5 separate regions of the Mus musculus genome follow, and all the other regions are linked to region 1. The links are chromatin loops, found by intact Hi-C in ENCODE. Cell type or tissue: left cerebral cortex. All regions are shown on one strand. Region 1 overlaps Erc2 (ELKS/RAB6-interacting/CAST family member 2). Region 2 overlaps Erc2 (ELKS/RAB6-interacting/CAST family member 2). Region 3 overlaps Erc2 (ELKS/RAB6-interacting/CAST family member 2). Region 4 overlaps Erc2 (ELKS/RAB6-interacting/CAST family member 2). Region 5 overlaps Erc2 (ELKS/RAB6-interacting/CAST family member 2).

Evidence for each region. A loop is a pair of places that touch in the nucleus more often than their neighbours do. Peaks named below come from ENCODE experiments on the same cell type or tissue, not always from the same donor. Only the 100,000 strongest peaks of a DNase experiment are listed, where the experiment ranks them.
Region 2: a loop joins it to region 1, with 2.4 times the contacts of the local background. A loop is called at or near these places in 2 of 42 quality-filtered maps.
Region 3: a loop joins it to region 1, with 2.3 times the contacts of the local background. A loop is called at or near these places in 2 of 42 quality-filtered maps.
Region 4: a loop joins it to region 1, with 11 times the contacts of the local background. A loop is called at or near these places in 2 of 42 quality-filtered maps.
Region 5: it touches region 1 in a loop (10-fold over the local background); 2 of 42 quality-filtered maps call a loop at or near these places.

Annotation. Positions count from the first base shown.
Region 1 is chr14:27,973,621-27,978,620 of GRCm38, reverse strand. All of the region lies in intron 8 of Erc2 (ELKS/RAB6-interacting/CAST family member 2), which reads right to left. Among named protein-coding and RNA genes, the nearest start is that of Gm34996, 99 kb to the right of the region's middle. In left cerebral cortex, no CTCF peak of the experiment used is centred here; a DNase peak (open chromatin) is centred at 2,752; H3K27ac peaks cover 1,297 bases.
Region 2 is chr14:27,805,834-27,810,833 of GRCm38, reverse strand. The region is part of intron 4 of Erc2 (ELKS/RAB6-interacting/CAST family member 2); the gene reads right to left. Among named protein-coding and RNA genes, the nearest start is that of Gm45645, 33 kb to the left of the region's middle. In left cerebral cortex, CTCF peaks have their summits at 1,906 and 2,568 (motif pointing left); DNase peaks (open chromatin) are centred at 2,007, 2,551 and 4,009; H3K27ac peaks cover 206 bases.
Region 3 is chr14:27,897,212-27,902,211 of GRCm38, reverse strand. Erc2 (ELKS/RAB6-interacting/CAST family member 2) reads right to left here. Exons shown (of 20, transcript NM_001347497.1): 6 at 3,491-3,646. Among named protein-coding and RNA genes, the nearest start is that of Gm34996, 23 kb to the right of the region's middle. In left cerebral cortex, no CTCF peak of the experiment used is centred here; DNase peaks (open chromatin) are centred at 201, 641 and 1,956; H3K27ac peaks cover 313 bases.
Region 4 is chr14:27,849,873-27,854,872 of GRCm38, reverse strand. All of the region lies in intron 4 of Erc2 (ELKS/RAB6-interacting/CAST family member 2), which reads right to left. Among named protein-coding and RNA genes, the nearest start is that of Gm45645, 11 kb to the right of the region's middle. In left cerebral cortex, no CTCF peak of the experiment used is centred here; a DNase peak (open chromatin) is centred at 2,051; H3K27ac peaks cover 637 bases.
Region 5 is chr14:27,857,988-27,862,987 of GRCm38, reverse strand. The region is part of intron 4 of Erc2 (ELKS/RAB6-interacting/CAST family member 2); the gene reads right to left. Among named protein-coding and RNA genes, the nearest start is that of Gm34996, 16 kb to the left of the region's middle. In left cerebral cortex, no CTCF peak of the experiment used is centred here; DNase peaks (open chromatin) are centred at 483, 2,140 and 4,880; H3K27ac peaks cover 1,349 bases.

The sequences.
Region 1 (5,000 bases):
TACTTTTGATCCCCCAAACACACTGTGCTGCCTCTTCCTGCCAAGCCTTGGAAATGCTACTCCTGGTGCCTGTACTAGACAGCAATTCCAAGCCCCTTAGCACAAGATTTAGTCGTCAACATTTCCAAAAACTACTCCTTGCTCATCTCATTCCTCCTGGAAGGGGAGACATTCCCTTGTGTACAGTTCACCAATACCATGACTACAGTGACCAGAAAAACTTAAATACTAATCATTCTAATAATCCAAAAGAGAATAATTTATATTCTTTCTAAGTATGTATATAAAAGTTCTAAAACATAGAACAATAGTAATAGTTCAAGCATCACTGTCCTGGTTTGTAGGGCGTGGTTTAGATGCTTTGGGAATCTGCTGGAGGTCCTGTTCCCCAATTGGTTCTTGATTGATCAATAAAGATGCTAGTGGCCAATGGCTAGGTAGAAGAGGTGGGGCTTCCAGGTTTTCACAGGCAGGCAATGAGACGCAGGAGGAAGAAAGGGGATTCACCATGCTTTGGAGGGAGAGACAGCCATCAGCTATGTGAGATCTCAGGTGGAGTGACCATTGGCCACTTCCCCAACTGGGCCTGGGGTAGTAGGCAGGAGATTAGAAGCGCAACTGAGCTGAGGGGAGATTTAGGGTGCTGAGTAAGGAGAAATTAACCAGGCAACTAAGTGAGGGCATAGTCAGGAGTGTTGAGCTGAGAGTGAAGGTAAGGGCACGTTAGCCACAGGAGGCTTAGAAATGGCCTGCCATTGAGCTAAAAGCATATTAAAAATGTGTGTGTGTGTGTGTGTGTGTGTGTGTGTGTGTGTGTGTGTGTGTGTGTTTCATCTGTGGATTGTAGGGTGGCCCACCTGGAGCTTAAAGCAGGGTAGTAAAAACTACATGCTACACTGGTTTCATTTCTCTTGCTGTGACCAGAAAAATTGAGGGGGGAAAAAAGGTTTATTTGTTTTACAATTCCAGGTTAAGTCCACCATTGAGGGAATTAAAGGTAGAAACACAAGACAGGAATGTAAAAGCATGCCTGCTTGCTATTTCACACAGCATTACCTCCAACCAAGAAATGACTTTGTAGCCAATGAAGAGGAAGGAACCAGAGAGGATGGTGACAGGCAAGCAGGAAGCAGGCTGCAGGCAGGCAGGCACACTCTAAGCAGGCAGACAGGAAACAGAGAGGCAGGCAAGCAGCAGGCTGGCAGCAGACAGGCAGAGGGGCAGGCAGACTGACAGGCTTATACTCAGATTTTTTCATACAGTACAAAAGAATAGTGCTACCCACGGTTGACTGGACTCTCTTACTTAAGTCAACAATTAAAACAATGCTCCATCTTTCAGCCATAGAACTCGTGGTGGCGCATGCCTTTAATCCCAGCACTCGGGAGGCAGAGGCAGGCGGATTTCTGAGTTCGAGGCCAGCCTGGTCTACAAAGTGAGTTCTAGAACAGCCAGAGCTATACAGAGAAACCCTGTCTGAAAAAACAAAACAAGACAAAACAAAACAAGAACTCATCTAGAAACTCACCAAAATGCACAACACAAAGGGAAGGGAGGAGGCACCACCATGTTTCCTCCATGCTTTTTAGGAAAACTGGTGGTGATACTTTGGTCCCATACATGTGAGTCCACAACAAGGGTGATAGTGTAGCTATCAAGGGAATGGGGAATGTTCATAAAGGATTGCCCATAATGAATGCCACAGCAAAACAGGAAGAGTCCACCACAAAACAGGAAGCATACACAGCATCACCCATCATGCAATGAGCCTCACTGTAAACAAGTTAGGGGCAGGATTCTTGCCAAAGAATTCAGTGTGTGAACTGAGCACATTAAGCACTCTATGTGTGCTTCTTGAAGTAGGTAAAGGAGAATGATCAGAAGAAAAGGGAAACCAGAGAGAAGGACACCTGGGTTCAGGTAAAGTGCCAGCCTGCTCCATCCAGAGAACCACTTTGTGAGGTTTACCAAAGGAGCCTGAGCTGCTGGATCCCTTTCCCTGTGGAGTCCTAGCTTAATGTACAAAAAGAAATAAAGGACCTAGACTGTAAAGAGGATTAAAATAAAAGGCAATCCTCCATAGACATGGCCACAGCCCACTCTAATGCAGAGCCTCAACTGAGACTCCATTGTCAGCTATAACTATATTGGGTCAAGTTGCCAGCATCATTGCCAATACTCAAAGGCACACATATACATCAACATCATAATTATCATTGTAAGCCTTGAAAGTCCTACAGAGGATGCATGGGAAAATGCTACACATATTGGCTGAGGTATTCAGAGCCCAGAGGTATTCTGTTAACCTGTGTAAAATGCATTTAAGGAAACATTATCTATAGGCAGGGGGAATAGATAGTCAAGATGACTAGGTAGGCCACATATAAAGGGAATGACTCCTGTGAACAGCTTTCTCTGTGTAAGTATTATTGCAGGTATGATCTGCCTAACATACACTAATGAGCATCCCTGGATTGGATGCTACAGGTACAGATGCATCTCACCATCTCCCAGCTGTGGCAAACAAAAATTCAAATGCTCACTGCAAAGCAGGAATGGGAGTTGAGATTATACTGCCTTAAACCCAAGACCACTAGTGTGGTTCCAGATCCAACCCCTGGTTTGCCAGCTGGATTCCTGCCTTGAGATGCAGAACAAGCTTGCATATACTAGGCCCTACTTTAGGTGCACATCTCACTGCAGTGAACAGAGCCAAGGCTGGAGGTGGTAGGTGTGGGAAGAGCAACAGTCATCTCCTCCTCTGAGCATTATTATTCATGGATGGTTCCCTCCTGCAGCCTACACAGAACGTACCATACCCAGAACAGTGAGTGGGTTTAACATTTCACTGGGGCAAATGACTCTTCTCATAGATGACACTATTCTAAAGACAGAAGTAGATCTCAGAGAAATTTCTCCTTTCCCAAGTTCTTATTCATCAAGAGCCCAGTATATTTTGATAGAAGGCAGGTTAACATGTGGTAAGAATTTTGCAAAGAGATGAAGTTATCTTCTTTATGAGTTCAAAATCTCTCCCAGACTGCAGTAGCAGCAAAAAAAATTTCTAAAGGATATGACATATAAATGAATTCAAAACTCAAGGGTGGAGGTTGGAGCTTTTTAGAGGAAGGGTCTTGGGTACATCCTGTCAAAGAGGCACATGTGAACATAATTCAAGGCAGTCCTAAAAGTCTGAATCCCTCCTGAGTTGGCAATGTGACAGAGAAGGGTGTGAGGGCATCCATCAATGGAGGTGACACTTGACTGCTCATTTACCTCTAGTTATGAGCCCTGACGAGGTGTGCCTCCTCCTTTTGGCCTCCTAGTTTGACACAGTTCTTAATTATAAATAATCTTGTTTCTAAAACTAATTATTGTGGTTTGAGATATTTTTCTTATAGATTTTTATGGCTTAAAGTAGTCACAAGTAGTTCTGCTATATACACTACCAAAGAGTATGCTTTCGATAGCATGTCACATGCAGTTGCCTAAAGGGTTGTTAGGCATTAATACCTAATGTTAATTAATTAATTAGTTAATTAATTAATACCTACCACAATATCAGCTTCCTGAGATCAAGAGGATCTCTCTCTCTCTCTCTCTCTCTCTCTCTCTCTCTCTCACACACACACACACACACACACACACACACACACACACACACGAACCTTCAGAACTGTAGAAGTTACTGGTCCACACACAGGGAGTGTGGTGGTTGAGTAGGAATGGCCTCCACAGACTCCTGTGTTTGAATGCTTGGCCCACAGTGAGTGGCACTATTAGGAAGTATGATCTTGTTAAAGAAGTGGGTGACTGGGAATGGGCATTGAGGTCTCAGAAGCTTAAGTCTGGCTGGTGTCTCTCAGTCTTCCTTCTGCTACCTGTAGATCAAGATGTAGAACTCTCAGCTACTTCTCTGGCACCATGTCTGCCTGCATGACACCATGTTTCCTGCCATAATGGTAATGAACAAAACCTCTGAAACTAAACACCAACCTCAAGTAAATGCTTTCTGTCATAAGAGTTGCTGTGGCCATGGTATCTCTTCACAGCAATAAAAACCCTAAGACAGAGAAAATTCAGTAAAAGAGTGCATCTTTACCCCTAAGTTTATTGTCTGTCAGAACTTCAACCACTGTAATCCCAAACACGGAGAATAGAGGTGCTGAAGTTAGCAGATCCATACACACCATGCACAGGAGCCAACTCCACTTGCCCTTCCTTCCATTCTCCCAGTCAGAAGGCAATCTACATATCCACTGCTTGTTCTTCCCTCACTATATAAAGCACCCCTGGTATATGCATTTACAGTGCTCATATAACTGAGACCTAAAATGAAAATGGATATTGAAAATTTACAGCAAATTCTTGGGTAGCAAGTTTATGTTCTAAGCATCCATGAGCTTCATGGCAATCGAAAACTGCTGTGGTTTAAATATCGCTACCATGTCCTAAAATCATGGGTACTATAGACGCTCCAAATGTACACTGTCATCAAGGTTTTATAGCATTTCCTACAAAAACCCAATAGTCAAGTATCACCTCATCAGCTGAATGTTGTATCCAGGTGTGGGAACAAAAGGCTATGGTTCCAAAACAGAACTCGTGTTTCTTGCCTTTGGTAGAACATCAAGTGGATAGCCCAGTGAACACTCACTTACAAGCACAATTTTGTTTCCTAGTAAAATATTCTGTACCTTGGCAAACTATGACATCGGGGTCAAAAGTCCATCCTGAGTGTTCTGTCTTCCTGTAAAAGGTTGGTCAGAGGTGACCTGCCACTCGAGCTTCTCTCTTTATTCAGCTCCAGTTAAAAGAACATAGCCTGCTCCTCTAGCATGAAACCACAGTGCAGGTTGCCAACAACGACATAATATTGCAGTTTTGACTTTGACGTGAGCTTATTATTATTCCGTACCAACACACCCTAATCCAAAACTTATGCTGCTCTAATCCAGGCCTGCTCGGAAGTAGATGTTTATGTTTAATGTAGACAAAAC
Region 2 (5,000 bases), 170 kb after region 1:
TGCTTGTTCAATGTGGTTTGTGTTCATTGCTTGTTTTCAATACCTATTTACAATTACTGAAGGCTTTCCATATGAGGTTACTGTTGAGTTTTGATTTTTAAGGTAAATATGGGTTTTTTTTTTGTTTATTATATTAGCAATTTTTTCATTCCGGCCAACTAATGCTTAAAAAAGCAAAATACGGTAGGATTCACCTATGGAATTCATGATATGCTTGCTGTGCGTTCTTCCTGTTTGTAATCAATATCCAAGATCAAATCTTCTACTTGCTCTGTTGGTATCCTGAATCCAACTGTTGTGTTTGCCTCTGCCACCTGAAGCTTTAAAGTCCTTGACACTTCTGTCAACCCTCGAACCCGTATCAAGGCACACACATCCGCACCTCCTTCCAGAGCCAAGATGCACTGGAGCCTATGTGCTTCCTCGCAATCCTGTAACAACTCCAATAAACACAATAACGTTAAGTTCCAGGCAGTCCGGGGGTTTTTACAGTATTCGTTATATGCCTCTAAAATAATTTATAATGGAAATTCTGAGATGTCCTTCCCTGCGGAGGATATTGGTCCTAGGCTGCAACAGAACACGTGTTCATAGGCGTACACAACTGTATGTATGCAATATACACACACACAGAAAAGAGTTCTGTTCGCTTAACTCAAATTTATTCAGAACAGTTTTATGTTATTTATTTTCTTGAGTTTTAGACAAGATCTTTTTTAGCACATTACAGAGGCCTGGAGGGGCTTTCTGCATAAAAGACAAAGCCAAGCACTGTTAATGCAGAGTATAGTAACTCAGTGTTTTGAGAAACATGCCCAAACATATTTGACTATGAAGCCATCGGGCCAAGAAATCTTAGTGTCTGGAGCTGGGGGCAAAATTGGCAGTGGGGTTCTCATTATCAGGAGATTTCACACTACCTCGTGCTGCAAGGTCCAGCCTGCCTCAGTCTAACAAAGATTCATAAGTATGATGCCAGTACTTTTAATATGCAAATATACCATATCATTTGCATGCCTGTAAAATATAAAGCATAAAAGCCCCAGTTTGCAGTTCTTGCTGAGCCTAACTGCAAGGCAAGTGACACTAATAAGTTACTTAATGCTTCTGACCCATATGGACATGCCAGGGAAATAGCATCTTCTTCCTACAGGTTGCTATGAAAACTAAGTCGAAAAAAATATGTATTTTAAATGAGGGATGAAGCATCAGGAACCTTCGGAGTTCAATGCATATCAGCTAAGATTAGCTCCTTCATCTAACATCTCCTTTTTAAACCTCACCAAAAATAACAAAAAAACAAAAACAAACAAACACAAAACTCCATTAAATTCCTCAAATTCTTACTAAATAAGAGAACAACAGACAAATAGTTCGGCACCACACCATTGAAATGTCTAAAGCTCAGAGTTAGGAGAAAAGCCTCTGGGCACATCACAGGGGAGACTAAGAGAATATACAACACAACGCAAAAGAAGATAAAGACCTGCTGGTTATGGTACAAAAATAGCAATTGAGAACTTACCTTCAGCAAGCATGAGAAATTTTATGTCCTTGGGGAGCTATTTAGTGTCCAGAAATATATTTTTTTTAAACTGGAACAAGCTCTAAGAAGTCTCACCAAGATCTCACCTTCAAAACTAGGGTAGAGAGCAGAAGGTGCTTGAGGCTCTCCTCACAGAGTCTAAATCCCCTCCCCACAAAGTGGGAGATGGCAGGTAATTCAGGGAGCTGCGCTGGAAGCCCCCTCATTATGTTTTTATAGCTCCCTTCCCATCATTAAAAAGAAGCACATTTCTAGTGGGCAAACATCCTTCAGTTGAACAAACTTGAAGCAAGACTATTCCTGAGTAAAGTTGCCTTTGTTTTTAAAACTCCTGGGCATACTTAAACTGATGTGTGAAATTCCACGAACTCCAGGCAGGGGGTGTTTCTCAAGAGCTGAAGCTTACAGTAAGACTAAGTAAAACACAGACTTTCTCACTCACAAACCGGCAAAGTCTTTATGCCTAACGAAGTCACTTATAATAAAACGCCAATCGAGAATTTACTAGGACATGAAAGAGGCTTTAAGAGGACATTTAGCACAGCTGCCTAGAGAGACCTTCTCACAGGTCTCCGCCATCTTCATATGCGTGATAACATTGCAAAGATCCCAAAGTCTAAATAGTGGCAGAAAGCTCATCTTACACGTCACAGAAACTAGCAACCATTCCCAACTGCCTCAAAACCCAATGTCTCTATTTGATCAACGCCCCAAATGTCCAACTAAATTCTGTCTGGCTGAAATATGATTGGAAAGCATCCTGGCTTTATTTAAGTAGTAGGATTCATTTTTAAAGACAGGACTGAGAAAAATCCCCATACTGTTTTGGTCTTGGCTAGTAGCTAGTTTGACAAATGACGCTATTCTGCTTTAAATGACTCATAAAAAGTTATCAGAAAGGCCTTATGATCAGTTTTACAACTGATCCATACTCTCTTGTATCACAGGAAAAAGCAAAACCCCGAACCTTCCAGACACGGGGAACAAACTATAGCTCATTCACCAGCGCCATCTAGTGGGCGAAATGAGGTACGTCTAGTGCTGCTCTGCAACGTTTGGATGGTCTGTTTTAAACCCATAATTTTGGAAGAAACTTAGTTCAGTGTTTCCCCCAAATACATTCCTTGATAACAGGATTCTGTCATCAAATGCATTTGAGACTCACTGGGCGAAAATCTGTGAAAAAGACAACTTTATTTCGGACTACCATATCCTCTATATGCCAAGGCGCACTGGGAGTCTCTAAAGGGCATTTCTCGCTTGAATTCGATCAAGCAAACTTTTTACTTATGGATACTTCAAAACTCCTCAAAGAGTACTGGAATTTCTTACAACAATGTTTTGGAAATGCTGATCTAACCTAGCTCCTGACTCAACAATGTACACAGGAAGACTCCAGCAACAAAAGTAGCGCGTCCAGGTTCTCAGGACTGTCTCACCGCCTGCCAAGATCCAGAGCAGGTGAGGTGGGACCAGGACTTCCTCCTCCCACTCTCTAACATTAATACTTTGCTATGAAAGAAACTGTTCGGCTAGAAGAATCTCCTATTACAGGCAGATTGAATACTGATTTCAAAATAACACTTTCCTCACAAGTTCTGATCACTTCTGTGTTTTAACCTGGCTACAGACCACCCTTAATGCTACATGCCAACGTGCGGGTAGTTCACCTCTCTCTATTTCATTGCTATTGCTCTATGTGAAGAAACACCATTGAAGAGTATATGCAAATTACTTTTCATTCTTCCCATACATATTCCACTTAACTGTAAACCTGAAAAACAGTTACAACACTTATAGTAACTTTTGGATTTCAATTTCAAAGAATTTTATGCCCAGATAATAAGGTCCGAGAGAGACAAAACCATCACTTCCCCAGTAGAGCAAATGCTATGTGGAATGAGAAAGCCACAAATACAAAACCAGAAGCTTCCAAGGGTCCTGCTGCAAATACACAGAAAACGGACAGAAAGGAGCAAAGACATAGCTCAGATGGTAAACTATCCCCAGGCTACACACATGACGACCCATGCTCAATCCCCAGGCTACATACACATGACGGCCCATGCTCAATCCCCAGGGCCTACAGGATTGTGCTGGTTTTTTGTTTGTTTGTTTAAAGCATGTAGTGGCACATGCTTGTAACCCCAACAACAGGGGTTCACTGGCCAGCCAGTCTAGCCTATCTGATGAGTGACTTATCTTAAAATACAGAATGTTTGTTCCTGAGGAATGGCACTGAAGTTGAGCTCTAGCTTACACACACACACACACACACACACACACACACACACACACACACAAGAAGTACAAAGTACAAAGCTAAAAATTAAAACAAAAAGCAGGTCCTTGCTTACATGCATCCCAGGACCCACTCAGACTTGACTCTCAGGAGCAGCCCCAAGAGCTCCAGCCTCCCAGGATGGCGAGAGCCCAGCTACTCTCCTGTATAGACACCTACACCTGCGTCCTTCACTGCCACATCCTACACACTGGTGACGTCAAAGTGATTATGTGTTCACAAATTTATACCACAGAGTCCACTAAGATTTAAAAATGGTTTGACAATGACTTAAATATTAAGAACGAACAAAAGAAAGACTTTGGGTTTTTGTTGGTTTTTTTTTGTTGTTGGCTTTTTTGGGGTTTTTTTTTGTTTTGTTTTGTTTTTGGTTTTTTTTTTTTTGGTTGTTTTTTATTTGGGGATTTGTTTTTCATTTCGTCTTTGTTTTTTCTTTTTTTTTTCAGTTGGTTCAGTTTGATGTTTTTGGAAAGGGTGAGGGGATCTTTTTTGAGATAGTGTCTTGATATGTTTCCCAGATTGTCTTTGAACTTGCAGTACTCTTTCTCCCTTCACTTACAAGCGTTAGCATGGCAAATATACACCACCGTATCCAGCCCTTCCTTGGCAGTCTCTTGAACCATTTTGATAGCTGTGCAATACTTCTGCTAGGTTCCTATTTTAAATTTCTCCTGTGAATAATCTTTCTCTTTAAAAGTATTTAACGGGCTAGAGAGATGGCTCAGCAGTTAAAAGCACTCACTGTCCTTCCAGGGGATCTAAGGCCAGGTCCCAGGACTCATATCAGACAACAATCTATAATATAACTACAGGTCCAAGGATTTGACCCCTCTTCCGCCCTCTGCAGGCACTGGACATACTCCCATATAGACAGGACACACACACACACGTGTATAACGTAAAATGGTTTAAGACGATATTTTTAAACTGTTAAAGGAAAAATTATTTACATTTTCACTTATTTAAGACAATGAATCTGGATGTGATAGCACGTTTATAATCCCAACACTAAGGAGGCTGAGACCAGAGGACTGCAGAGTTCATGGCACATGGTTAGTTCCAGATCAACTGGGCCAGAGAACGAGAAAAAACATTTATTTATCCATCCATCCATCCATTCATTTATCTTAATGGAGATGATTCACTTCAATA
Region 3 (5,000 bases), 76 kb after region 1:
AAATAAATATTTATGCAGACAATAACTAAAAAAGGCTTTTCTGAAGGGAATACATTTTACAGGGGGGAAAAAGAATCACTTATTTCCAAAAATATGCCTTTTGCTTCTTTTACGGCCATAAACTCAATAAAAATGGAAAGTGATGCAATTGAACATCCATGCAGACTGGAGCCAGGGAAGGCTTCTCTGTGATGGCCAGAACAGCCCACTGGAATTACATCACCTGCTCCATATGAAGTCCGCGTGGATGTCAGGCACACTTCATTCTCTCTGAGAACTGTTCCCCCACTTATCACTGTGACACAACCAACATCCTAAAAATCCCACTCAGCCAAGGGAAACAGCCTTTTCTTTCCCCTGCAGATCATCCCCCGGTGTCAAGAAAGTGACATGCTTGTTATCATTCGGCAGGTTAAGAGGTTTATAATCTGTCAGAGGCTTATAAAAAGAAATGTGTTAAGGGGAGACCGATAACAGCACAGTGGCACCTTTGGCAAACAGTGAAGACAGAGGGAACAGCTAACAGAAATAGTGTGGTCAGTAAACAAAAACTGTGTTAGGCTAGGAACAAAGCCTTCTAGAGAAAGGAGATATCATAGATTTTTGGGAAAGCAATTGTGTATATGCTTCGTTACATTCTCAGAGGTTTATGGTGTACTTGAAAGTAACTCGTGCTTCCCACAGCCTCGTAGGCTTGGGTTTCAGAGTCTAAATTCTCTACCGTTTGTAGGAAGAGTAGAAATGCGAGGTTCCATCAAGGAAGCATTGCATAGGACAGGAAGTCTTTCAGGGAGCTTTAGCTCTTGTGGCTAATGGTTATGTGTCAAAGGACTTGCTAAGAGCAAGGATTTCCACCTTTCCAATATGTTCGGTACTTCTACCTTCATACCAGTTCAAATTCTAAAACCCTGCTGCTACATTTTGACAGCTCATTTTCCACTTTCTCTCAAAATATGCTGTGCTGGTTTTGCTTTGCTGCCATGTTTACAAAAACAATCTGGGAGAAAACAAACAATTTAGGTCTTCAGTGCTAGTTTCGTTAAATCACAGTTATTTTCAGAGCCTCACCCATCTACCTACTCCAGTTCCAGTCCCCAGGTCAATATCAAATGGTGGGTACATGGCCCTTTTCACAGCTGGTTCAAATATGTCCCTGCCAACCGACTACAGGCAGCAGCCCCAGGCTTAAATAAGGAATCCTGCTCACTCTTTACTGGAGGATAACCAAGAAAAGTCAGTAAAGAAATAAGCAATAAAATGTTATGGTTCAATCCAGTAACAACACGCTTTCAACCAGAAAACATAAGAACTGACTCCTACTGGCACATTTCAACTGAAGTTTATCAGTCTATAAGGAGCATTTTTATGAGGTATAACACATTTTTATTTGCATTCATTTCAAAGCCATTTTCCAAGTCAGTTCAATAATCATAGTATTTTATCACTATGATTAATTGGGTTATAGTTCGTCAAGAATAATGTTTACAATATTTAACTACTTTTTTGAGCCTGGCACCTAATTACATTGTCTTTTTAACTCTCATTTAATCTCTGTGAGTCATTTTCTAAGTCTGACAGTGCTGTCCCATTTTATAGAGATAGAAAGTATGGCTGGGTGACATAATTGTCCCCAGAACCTCTCTCCTAGCAAAGACAAGGTAGAGATGGGCCTGAGTCAGCACAAGTCTTTAGTCAACACTTCCCCACCCCCTACATTATTCCACCTCAAGATCTTCTCTGCATTCTTTGGTCGAGTCTCTTTCTAGAAGCCTTTAAAGAAACTACCATGAGGAGTGAAGTGGAACTCAAGGATACGGTCGCAGACAGGTGTGGGCTAGCAGCCATCATGACTTCTCCCTGAGGACAACGCAGGCGCTCTATTCGCCTGGACAAAGTCCACAATGCAGGGTAGCCAGCCTCAGCCAATTCTGTGCATTTTCAGCTGTGTAGGCTGCTTGAACACTCACTCAACCTCCCAGTGTTAAGCTGCAGAGTGGTAAAAGAAACTTAATCTAAAATAGTAATACCACCCAGAACTTCCAGCTCCTACTCATAGCTGTGCCTCTCATCTTCCAGGCCAGAGTGACTTGGACACTGTCTACAGGTTAGGACTGTGCTTGCTATACTGAACTTCAGCTCTCTAAGATATGACTGCAAGAAAGAAACCAGATGGGAGACGAGAACAGAGGATGCCATTGGTATTTATATTCCCAAAAGGAAACAGCTTCATTTGAAGCCACTGGACATTCTAATTCTGACATCTCCAATCTTTGACTCACATTTTTTTGTCCTACTAAAAAATGTTTGTAGTACTATGCCTATGTTAAAAATAGAGAGTTTTCAGAACAAGGAACTATGTCTGATTAAACTCCTTGAAGAAGCATCCATATACACACACATATACATATGAAGTAAAGGTTGGGTATATTGTTTCTTCATATAGTTTGTAAGTACATAAAGGATATAAATGTGTTTCAGATGGGAGGAAACTGCTTAATTTTTCTCCCTCCTCCACCACTGCTTTCTCTAATTGTGTTGAATAATATAATGGGGGAACAAAGACTATTAAAATACAACACTTAAAATATTGAAAAATTTAAAAAGAAGACACAAAAGTAGAAAAAAATGCAATAAATTAAATTAGTGGTGATGGTTTTCAGAAACAAAATAGAAAAAGCATCCCAAAGTCTCAAAAGACCTATATGTGGCTCCTTATAGGCATAATGGTTGTGTATATGTAAAACTGACCATTTCAGATCCTCCATCCACATATAGCCCAAAGTTAAATTTTAACAAATACAATAACAATAGTGATGTAAAATAATGGAGCAGGTTACTCTAATAATGCTCCCTAAGTATCAAAGAGTAATAGAGAGAGAGACAAGAACTCGTCAGTACTAGGGGCTTTCTGGAGACCAGACAAATTTGACTCTCTGCTTTAATTAAATAATCTCTGGGAATTATGAAAGTGGCTCAATGATGGGTCTACTTTTCTGATCTCTATTTCACGAATAAAGGAACTCAAGCTTAAAAAAGCTAAACAATTTGACTTAATAGAAGCACTGAGGCTTAAAATTATTTGTCTTATGCTAAAACCAGAATCTCTTAATAGCATTGAGATGTGCTAGCAGGCTTACAAGAGCAACACCTTCTTACACAGCACTGTCTAAGGATGGTCAAGAAACCAGGCAGGACTACGATTCAAAAGAAAAGGTGAGGATAGCTGAAAATGTGAAAGAGAAAAGACTGAAACTCTGCTAACTCCGGAGACAGAGAAACACAAAGGAGTTCAGCCCTGAGCCTCACAGAGCAGAAACCCCCTAACGATTCCCTTGGACCCCCTTCTGGATTACATTTTCCCATGTTCTTTACTATGCATGTATTTCATTCCACATAGGGCAGATTATGTGGGTCTTTGCAGAAGCAAGTAGGTAAACTATAACTTTCTTCTTGCAATGAGAACATGGAAGGCTGAGCCTCTGGGACCTACCTTGGTCTTCATAAACTTGGAGTGGCTTTTGTACACCTCGATTTGTTTGATCTCCTCCTCCCGGTCCTCTGTGTTGAGCACACCATTGGCTTTTAACATCTGGACCTCATCCTCCAGGTCCCGGATGTTACGCTCCAATGAAGCAATTTTTGTGTCCTGTTGATAAAAGGCAAAGAAAGCTGAAGGGATTTTTTTTTAATTTCATCATTCCCAGAATAGAATGTAAGAAAGTAGCTTTAGTAGAGCAGGATTAGCCATGCTGTAGAACTGGCCTGGTGCTCAGAAGGGTTTGTGTTTTCAGGTCACAGGATCTCTTGTCATGAAACTTTTGAATGTTCAGTGAACATTGTGTGTCCATAATACAGGGGGTAACCTAAGTGCATTTCACTAATGTCCAGGAACCAAATTACGAAGCCACTGTGGCAAAAATAATCATATCTATGAGTCTCGTGTGTGTGTGTGTGTGTGTGTGTGTGTGTGTGTGTGTGTGTGAAAAGCATTTTGGTTAAAAAAAATGTAGTTTTGGATATTTGGATATAGTTAACCAGGGTACATGTTTTGGCCCACTTGTTTACACAAAAGCAATTTGTTCCTATTTATTTCTTTGTATATTCTATGGCTGCTTTAGTGAGCATGCTTGGAATTTGACTCTAAGAGAGAAGGAAATTCAAACTTACTAATGGAGAGAAGGATTCTCATCTCAAATACAGATATAACTGAAATTAAATAACTGAATCCTGAGTTGGTATGACTGGTACAATAAATATTGAAAATTTATAACAACTGGAAATAATATATCACAACATCATGATTTATTTGGCAAGCAGTCAGGTCCCTACGTGACAAAAAAAGCCTGACTACCTCACAAACCTGATTTCTAACCTACTGATTTACAGACTAGAGAAACTAGAAATATTACATTCAGATGTGGGATTAATTGAGAAAAAACACCCAGTGACAGACTCTATACACAAGAGAATGCATAAGAAATGATGCTTGAGGAAGTATAGAAGCGAGGGCGCCGACAGGGCAAGCTACCAAGCACAACACAAGAGCATTGCACTAAGCTTCCAGAGGAAGAGATGCTGAAGGCGCCTGAAGCATCCCCACTGTCGCCATTTGCCTGTGTTACACCACAAAGACACAATGAGCCAACATTGATTTTGTCATTAAATATTAATGAAAATGTGGCAGCAATTCTTTAATTTATTTTTTTAGAACTTAAAAGATTAAATCTCTAGTAAATACAATTCATGGCTCCTGTGTTTGTTAACTCAGTTTTAAAATGCTAGAACAAATGCACCCATCTTTTCTGTGGCCTCTGTAGATTTCCTTTTTCTATACTACATGCCCAGCGTAACCCACACATCATTGTAGTAGTAATTATTATACTATCTACAATGTAACTGTATTGGAAAAGGAAGAACTAGAAGAAGGATGACAACTATTTATTAGGTTTTATTGTGGGTCCAAACCAAATGCTTAACACAGTAGCTACTTTCATTAATTC
Region 4 (5,000 bases), 120 kb after region 1:
TGGGGGTCAGGTTCACAGCAGGAGCAGAAGCCGACAGGCATTTTAAATAGATTCCAAGGGATAATGGAGCCAACCCAGCCCTAAACAGCAAGCTCTTCAGTGGCAGGGTAGACAAGACTGTAATCTGACCAGAGCAGAGATGGCAGGAAGAGAATAAAGGCTACTAAATCAGAGAACACAGAGAAATGCCAATTGATAGGTGAGTGCAACTTCTTTGAAGTTCGGGAAAAGTCCCCATGGAGATTGCACTGGCTTCAGAAATAGACACATAAGTACAGGAAAGCACTGTTGGTAGTGAGAAACTGGAACAAGGAAATCTAGCGAATCTGACTTTTGTACCAGCCTTGTCCCGGTCACCTGAAGCTCAATCAAAGATGCCTAGCTGGTACTGAACACATGAACGGAAGGTAAGGTAAGAATGCTGTGAAGAGTCACACTGGGAAATTATCCAATGAATGAGAGGACCAAATTACAAAGACATCAAAGTCCACCGCCACTCCTGTATCTACTACCACTGTATAACCGTGGCAGCAGAAGGGGAAATGAGAGAGAGTTTAGATACACAAGACATAGAGGAAAAAGTATAATGTTCAGGTGAGTTTGGACTATAGCTCCATTTCTTTATTTATGCAATGAACTCATTACCTTCTGTATAACAAACACTGGGCCAAAGACTGAAAAAGCAATGGTAAATAAAAAGATATGGCATTCTCAGTGGTCTACTGAGCAAGGCAGATGAGATGGGGGAAGATTAAAACCGAATAAGAGATTCTACAAGGAAAAGCAACCAGGCACCAGGAAGAGGATATATCCAGATCACAGATCTGAGAGGGCTTCTTTTAACAGACAGCTCACACAGAAAGACTAACAGAGGAAACAGATCCCAGACAGACAGAAAAGGCAAAGGGACAGGAATGGAAGTTTGAAAAGCTTCTGCCTCTTAAATGGGATGGAAGGGGCAGCAAAGCAAACACAGGTTAGATAATGAAGAGGAATCCTGAGCTCACTCTAAAGGCAACAGAACCATCAAAGGCATTCAAACACAAGAAGAGTTAAGCGGTACAACATACACCTGGAAAAGCCTTACTTCGCTGTCCTGCAGAGAATGAGTGAAGAGCCGGAGACTTGAGCATCAGGTGAGATGATGGGCATCTATCTATTCAGGGGTTAGAAGCAGAGAAAGAGAAGCAAGTGGATTTGAAGTGGCATTGTTATGGTTAGGATCTGAAATGTTTCCCAAGGGCTTTTGTGTCCAAAGTTTCCTCTCCAATACGATTTCCAGAAATGATGTTTGGGAAAGTGATTGACTCATGTGGGTTTTGTCGATTCAACAAGTTAATCCATTGATAACCCCCTAACTGGATAAATTTTTGGAAGGTGGAGGGTGGTAGATACTTGAGAGGTGGAACCTGTTCAAAGAGAGTGAATCTTTTGGGGTATGTCCATGAAAACCACACCTTGTGTGTGGTATATGTCCTAGCCCACTGCTTCCTAGCTACTAAGAGATAAGCAACCCTGCTCACCTCAATAGAATGCCACAGCCTCAACTGCAGTAATAGTCTGCTTTACCATAGGCCCAAAGCAACAATGTCAAGCCACCTGCAATGAAATCATGAACAAAATCAATCTCTGGTCCCAAAGCTGATATACGAGTATGTCATACTAGCAGAAAGCTAACACAGAGTTATAGTTGGGTCTCATTTATATATCAGATGTGGTGGATAAAAGGAATATCCAGAATGATCCCTATGTTTTCAAACTGAGCAACCAGGTGGATAAATGCCAATCTTTCAAAGTCACTGTAAGAGACAAAGACTACAATGTATATAAATAATATACCACCTGGGCCAGCACAGTAGGCACAAGCTATATACACGTCTTCCCTCATTGCTTCTTCCTCTAAGAACCACCTCCCATCAACAGGTTGAAGAGCAGCTTTGTCCTCATTTCTACTCTCGTCCATCACATGGAATCCTGGACTATTCTCAACTTCTTTCCCACATACTTTGCCTACTCAAACGCTCCAGGAGGCTGAGAGGAGAAAAAGAACAAGAAAAAAAGAACGACTGAAAAGTACGTAGTTTCTTTTCGCTGACAAAAATATCCTTTCCCCAATCTAACAGTTACTCATGTTCCTCAGTGCCTCCCACCAGGGCCACCCTCACCCAGCAATGAATCAACACACATTCCCAGCCTCTTGTCTCCTATTCCAAGTGACTGCTGGCTACAGAGGCCAGTCTAGAAATTCCTCAGAACAAAACCCATATCCCAGGGCCCGATAATCATTTCCAATAATATTCCTCTCGTTTATACCATGTATCACATAGTAAGCTAACTTTTGGCTGCATTGGCCAAGGTGACTTGAGGTGAATACATTAGGGTGCAATGTTAGGACTGAAAGGGCCTCCAGCATCACACACAACACTCAGTACTTTCTGAAATTGGGTCCTTGCAGCTCGGGAGCCAATCTTCTCAATTCTGTGTTCAAAAGCATCACTTTGACTGCTATAGTCAGCAATGATTGGAGTCATTACACCATGGAAGCCTACAAGTTCTACAAATCAGAGATAATCCTCCCTGCCCCTTCAAAAGTCAGTGCTTGAACATTTACCAGCATGCAGATTGTTTTCAGCTATCTTATATGGACACTTACTGTGCTCCAGAGCCTATATTAACTGGCTCCTATGCTCCAGTCTTCCTAGCAACCTAAATCAAGACAACAAAATTGCCAGAGCACCTCACTCTGACTTGCCTCATTGCTTCAGCCCTTCTTCCTCTTTCACCTGAGAATTCCCAGTCACTCTCCTAACATATGACCCATTGCTCCTTACCAAGCCAATGCTGGGTTCCTCGAGGATGCCATTAAAAAACCCTCCACAGTGTATCAGGCAAGAGAATTCTATTTCTTTACTGCCCTTTCCATGCCCACTACAGACTTGTTTCACAGAGCTTTGCTCTTTGAATAAGCTATATGAAAACACTCATATTCAATTTTTTTTGAGACAGGGTCCCTCTATGTAGCCATGGATATCCTGGAAACTCATTATGTAGAGCAGGCTGTCCAGGAACAAACGAGGTCCTGCCTCCTGAGTGCTGGGATCAAAGGCATACATCACCATACCCAGCATATTCAATATTTTAACTTATAAAACATGGGCTAGAGTCATTTTGAAATCACTGTGCTATGAGAGGACCATTTTCTTGCTTCTGAAAGCCCTGGTTCTACTTCAGAAAGAGTATTTTCCAAACATGTTTGCTCACACAAGGAGCAAATGGCTGAACTCAGAGATAAACTAAAAGACAGAACTTGTTACAATGCCTCCATCTAGTTACTTGGCCATGGGTTGAGGGAACCTCAGTATTGCAATATCAAGCAGAATACCGTAACTGGCCAGCTGAGTGGACAAGGTTTTAGTCACTGGAACTCCCAGAGGCAGTAGTCAGTTTCCCTGTTAACCATTTAAAACCAACAATGTCCTCAGGACCAAACTCCATTTGGATATTGAAAGTCTCTAGTTTAACTTTACACACGAGTTAGGAGATTTTTAACAGGACACAATAATGACTTGTATTAATGATGAAAAACAGTTCCTCTTAATTATCCAAACTATATTGCACACATATATAAATAGTATCCATAAAAGTAAAGTAAAATTCCAAAATAGCATTCTGATGACTTGGTGTTTGTAGAAAGTCCCCAAAAATGTCCTAACCAAGGAGCTCATTTGCAAGTGTCCCTCAGTCTAGAGCAATGGCCAGCTGGTAACCAAACAAGAAAATGTTGGGCATCTCTAAACTACAGCTCATCACCTTTCTTATTTATGTGTTCATTTATCCCAAGCCTATCTGAAGTATAACTGACAAATTAAAATTATACAAATTTAAGCTGCTCATGGGATACCTGATGCATATACACATTGTGAAATCATTAAAATAATCAAACAAGTCTGAGTATCGGCAACAATATGGTGAATCCAGAGGATATTATACTAAATGAAATAAGCCAGATATAAAATGTGAATACTGTACTGTTCAGTTAAATGGGAAAACTAAAAAACCTTGATCACATAAAAACAGGGAATGGTGGTATTTATGGGGCAGGGTCAGTCAATGTATCTAAATATTATTTATAAAGTGAATATGTTCTGGAAAGTTTATCTGTTCTGTGTTAAATATAATTAATATACTACATACTTAAAATCTGCCAAGAGAAAACATTTTAAATGTTCTTACCACATACACAAAAATGATAACTATGTAAGGTGATGAGTTGACTGGTGTCTAAATCAGGATTTCTATTCCTGGACAAAACATCATGACCAAGAAGCAAGTTGAGGAGGAAAGGGTTTATTCGGCTTACACTTCCATACTGCTGTTCATCACCAAGGGAAGTCAGGACTGGAACTCAACCAGGTCAGGAAGCAGGAGCTGATGCAGAGGCCATGGAGAGATGTTCTTTACTGGCTTGCCTCCCTTGGCTTGCTCAGCCTTCTCTCTTATAGAACCAAGACCACCAGCCCAGAGATGGTCCCACCCACAAGGGAACCTCCCCCCTTGATCACTAATTGAGAAAATGCCTTACAGCTGGATCTCATGGAGGCATTTCCTCAACTGAAGCTCCTTTCTCTGTGATAACTCCAGCCTGTGTCAAGTTGACACAAAACTAGCCAGTACAACTGGTACTGAGAGCATCTTTCTTAGGTCTGAAGACTCTCTGGCCTTTAAGCTAAGAAAGTTCTTGAACAAAGTCAGGTTAGCATTGTGCCCAGGCTTGAAATGTTGAACTGTTTCTATCCAGTACCAGCTTATCAGAAACCATCAAGATTACCTATTATCTCCTTCTTGATTTGACTAAACTATGTCATTAAGTACCCAGATAATTTACATACCAAGTGTTTGACCTTAAAGTCACTCTAAGGGTCATTTGTGGAAGCTAGGAAAGGCTGTATTTTAAGCCACATTTGTTGTTCTTGACTTGTGGTTAAAGAAGTTATAGTCTA
Region 5 (5,000 bases), 120 kb after region 1:
AAATCCTTCTTACTAATGAACACTATTCTATCCACCCATGGCAAAGTCAGGTGTTCTCAGTAATACTGCTATATGTTAGGTCTAGGTCTGCTTTTATACCTTAGGTCTATAGCTGAAAGGTAGGGCCCAAACCAAGGTTGTTTATAGAGGGCACTAAAGGAAAACCCTACAGAAGGAAGAAAAGGGACACAGAAAAGAGAGACAATTTAAACAAGTGTGCACGGGCACTGATTTTGAGGCTGAGAAAATGTAGAGCTGAAAAATAAAAAAAATAAATAAAATAAAAAATAAAAGACCTGCACAGTCTATACCACCCTGAGGCAAGGGCTGTAGGCTGCCCACTGCCTCTATTCCTGCTAGCTACTGCCTACAGTCTGCTGGAGGCTTCTAGGCAGTAAGAACTCTCATTATAGTCACCAAAGGCACATCTCCAGCAAGTGTACCAAACCTGAGTCATAGCTTTATCTCCTACAGGCCATGGAGACAGCATCCTTATCCATAAAAGTATTGCCAGGGGCCCTGAGTCAGGCCAAATCAGCACCTGTTACATTTCATGACTCAGAGGTTGTAACAACCTGGTTTGATCTGAGCCAGCAAGGAGTGATTAGGGTAAATTCCATTCCCTTTGTTCTATTTAGTGGCTGGAAAGCTTTTATTTTAGCAGTGTAACTCTTCAGATTTGCATTTATTTTCCCTCCAAAGAAAACTCAAACATGAGACATAAGTGAATTTATATCCCCCCACCCCCCCCTTCAGTCCATCTGCCATCTGCTCCCCTCTGTAGTAATTTGAATGAAAATGTCCCCGTAGGATCTTACTCCTAAATGTTTGGTCTCAAGTTGGTGGAACTGTTTGGAAAGGATTTGAAGGTGTGGTCTCATTGAAGGAGGTGTGTCACTGGCAGGGGGCCTTTAAGGTTTCAAAAGTCCCAGCACCACACCTACCTGCCTATTGCCATGCTCCCTGCCAAGATGGGCATGGACTCTCATTCTCTGGAACTATGAGCCCCAAATTAAACACTCTCTTTTGTAAGTTGCTTTGATTTTAGTGGTTTATTACAGCAAAATGAAAAATAACTAATACATTCCCTCTCATATCAATGGACTGCCTACTATGTATAAGATACTGTGACATGTCCTAGGGACAAAGGGGAATTAAGTGGTCCCTGCTATCATTGAGGCTGCTTGTTTAGTAAAAAAAATACCAAATAGTAAAACAGGTTAAAGCTACAAATATGCAGAGCCACAGTAAGTGTTTTAAGTGTAAGAAAATGCTGAGATGCAAATGACAAGAGATGCCAAGTGTGTGGGTTATGTAGCACAGTGATCCCAGAAACTGGGCCACTAAAGCAGGATAACAAACTAGAGGTCAGCCTGATCTGCACAGTAAGTTCCAGGCCTGTCTGTCTGTCTGTCTAGATAGATAGATAGATAGATAGATAGATAGGCAGGCAGGCGTGCACGCACACACACAAAGACTCTGTCTAAACACAATCCCCTATCTCACTGCAGCCCCAAAATGAAAAAGGAAAGAATGATACTGGGAACCAGTTAATCCATGTACGATCCACTTCCTCAATGTACTATCAATTAAGTACCTTATTTCTTGTGTTATCATCCTCTTATAAATTTAATCTGGCTGCCAGGAAAAGTCTACAGGAGAGGGTAACATTCAAACCAAAACCTGAAGTATGACCAGCAGTCAACATGTAACGAACTATGGGAAGCAAGATCTCTGCAGAGGAAAGAAGCAAATAGAAAAGATGTGGTAGTGCTAAGATTAATAGTGTAGCAAGTAGAGGCCAGGGACAAGAGCCCCAACACAGTCTACTGCAGAAACTCCTAGGGCACTTCTTGGCATCCCAGGACTCCACAAGTGCCATCGGAGAGCACTTTCTTCATATCACGCTTAGCAGCACACATTCTAAAACATAGATTCCAAGTTTCCCAGTCATCTCTAAGGCAGCTCCATGTTCATGCCACCTGTCTGCATCTTTACCAGCTTTCTCTCATGGCCTCTTCTTTCTCCAGTACTTGAAAAGGTATGAGAAAGAGAGGGAGGGCCTGGCTGCTCACCAGCTCTAGCCAGAGGCCCATTTTAGAGATGCCAGAAGGGAGTGGCAAATGAATCAACAGAGTGTTCCCTGCACACCCCCACAGTCCAGATGGTAGCAGATCACAGAGCGTAGGGCAGTTCCAAAACAGATAATGTCCCTGGTTAGACACATGCTCCACGCTTTAGACCATAGGAGGAAACAGGGAAGGAGGTGGTGACAATAACATTTATACAGAAAGGACATGGTCCTTCTTTGGCTAGAGACTGTCATTCAAACACTCATCTATAACTTATAGTGTAAGGGCTCACAGAACCGGAAGGGACCGTCCGTGGAAACCAGCCGGTCAAGTTTCTCACTCTCCTCAAGCTCCTTTGTGTCAGTAATGAGTCACTGAGCTGATGCTTGGAAGGGTAGTCATACTTCACAGAATTCTACCTGGAAACTTCTCTCCCTCACTGTGTTAAGTCAACCCACTCTCTCTGATTTCCCTTCCCTTGATCATATTCTTTAGTAGCTCTGGCCATGTCTAAGCATTTGCTAATTGCTTGATAATGAGCTATCACATATAATCCATATCCAAGCTTAGAAGGTAAGTGCTCATCTCAGACCTGGTTTTCAAGAAGTAGGGCCTTTAGAGTGCAGAACCCAAGATCTCTGCTAGACTCCAAAGTACAACTGAGACCTACACGGTACAGTTTCCACAGAGCACTGCATCTAATTGTTCTTCTTCTATGCTAGAAATCTAGCCATTTCTCTCTCCCAGGGACTTTTCTTATAAAATACCACTCCTTCCCATCATTCGTAATAGAACCAATGCTTTTCTACATTTAACAAATATGCTCTTGTATCAGAAATGTTATGTGCAGGCATGCACAGGACAGTGTACTATCAATGACTTTCACCTGCACAAGCAGGGACCACCCACCTCTCCAGAGCAGGTCCTTACACACAGCTGGATATTAGCATCCCTTGTAGAACTTTCAAACACTGGGCTCATGGTGTCCCACATATTAAGCCTTTAAGCTATCATTTTGTAGTAGGGGCTTCAGGGTACTGATGGTAAGCACAAATGGCCTGCGGGATTGTCTATCAGCCAGCTCCATACTCGCTCCAAGCCTTGCCATCCAGTTTTTGCAGCAAGTTCTGTGAAATCCTGGGCTACTTTTTGGGTTTCTCTTATTTTATGAATATTGGTGTTCATATTTTATGAATATGGTTTGGCCAGCAGGAATAAAACTCCTTCTCTAATATAAGAGAGGTGACAACATTGTCACTGTTGTACGGAAAGAGAGTTCTGAAGACTGTGTTCCCAAACACAATACAATTTGGCATCTAGGAACTTTTTTTCCCCACATCTCTGGAAATGGTGAGTGGGTCCTCCCTCTGTGAAACATATAGATATATACGCTGGCTTTGCCATTTCTATCCCCTATGGATTATGTGCCATAAATCCACTGTGAAACCTGGAGCAAGGGACTGGATCTCTCTGTTGTTCATGGCCTCAGGTGTGAGGAGACAATAGCTGAACCTTCTGGGTTGAGTTGTAAGGATGAAATGGTTACTAGGTGGCAAGCCAGTTGGCAGCCGCATCTAAAAGAGTATCTGGAACACAGTTAAGTAAGTGTTAGCTGTGTAACAACTTAACAGTATGATCCAAGTGAAACTCTAATGACCTCCTGACAGTCTGGAGTTAGAGGAGGCTGAGATCAGCAAGCACAGAAGGGCAGTGAAAAAGAGACCCATTCTCTAAAAGGAGGCCAGAAGAAGGTGTCACAATGTGGCAGAGGGGCCTTATGCCAAAGTACAGTATGCAGAAGGCAGCAAGGATGGAAGGGCAACAACGGGGCACAGGTGAAGGTCAGACACAGGCAGAGCTGACACAGGGGAATCCATGGTAGAGACTACATTGCACCAGCTGGTATAAAAGGCATATTGGTGGGAAGCAGAAAAAATACCCGTGAGCAAACTGTGTTACCCAGGGGTTCAGGTCCCAATACAGGATCAAGAGGAATAAAGTTCTGAGCTTTAGTAACTAAGTACTTTAGTATCTGGAGGAGCTTCCCCATGGTCATGTGAGCACAGGTTCAGTAGGCTGCTGACATCACCATGGCACAGTACACCCAGAGTGTGCAGCTAAACCAACACACCTGTCATCCACTGCACTCATGCTCTCTAAGCTTAAGCCAGTTCAGAGTCCCCTCCTGCTGACTCTGATACAGCTCCCACCCACAACCCCATGAGGTCCGGGAGTATCTTTGTTTGCAGATGAAGAGGCTAACACCAAAAAGTCAGGAAGAGCAAGGCCCAGAGATCAGATAGATGAATAAATAAATGGACAGATGGATGGAATAAGTTAGGAACAATTCCTCTATAGAATCCAAGGCAGACACCATTTCCTAAGACACTGCACATACCCTATGATTGTGTCTCCAGACCATAACTGACCCAAGGTGGAACAAGCAAAATACAGCATCCAGATAGCTTAACATTCTTTAATGTTCACCCCCATTCTGTGTGTGTGTGTGTGTGTGTGTGTGTGTGTGTACATACAAGCATGTGTATGTGTTTATAAGGATGTATGTACCTGTGTGAGTGCACATAGGTATGCCTGCCTGAGTAGGGACATGTGCGGGCCAAAAGCTTACCTGGGGATGTCTTTCTCAGTCGCTTTCCACTCTATTTTTGAGACAGGGTCTCTCCCTGAATCTCACCATTTTCAGGAGAATGGCTATCTGGCTAGCCCCAGATTCTGTCTGTTTCTACCCACAAGGGATGAGATTACAAGCACATTCAACCACACCAAGCTTTTATGTGGGAACTGGTGAGCTGAAATCTGGTCTTTATGCTTACATAACCAACATCACCCACTGAGCCATTTCCCCAGCCTGTGGGTTTAATCTTTATCTCTGTTATATATACCAACAAATTGAAATTTATAGAGGTT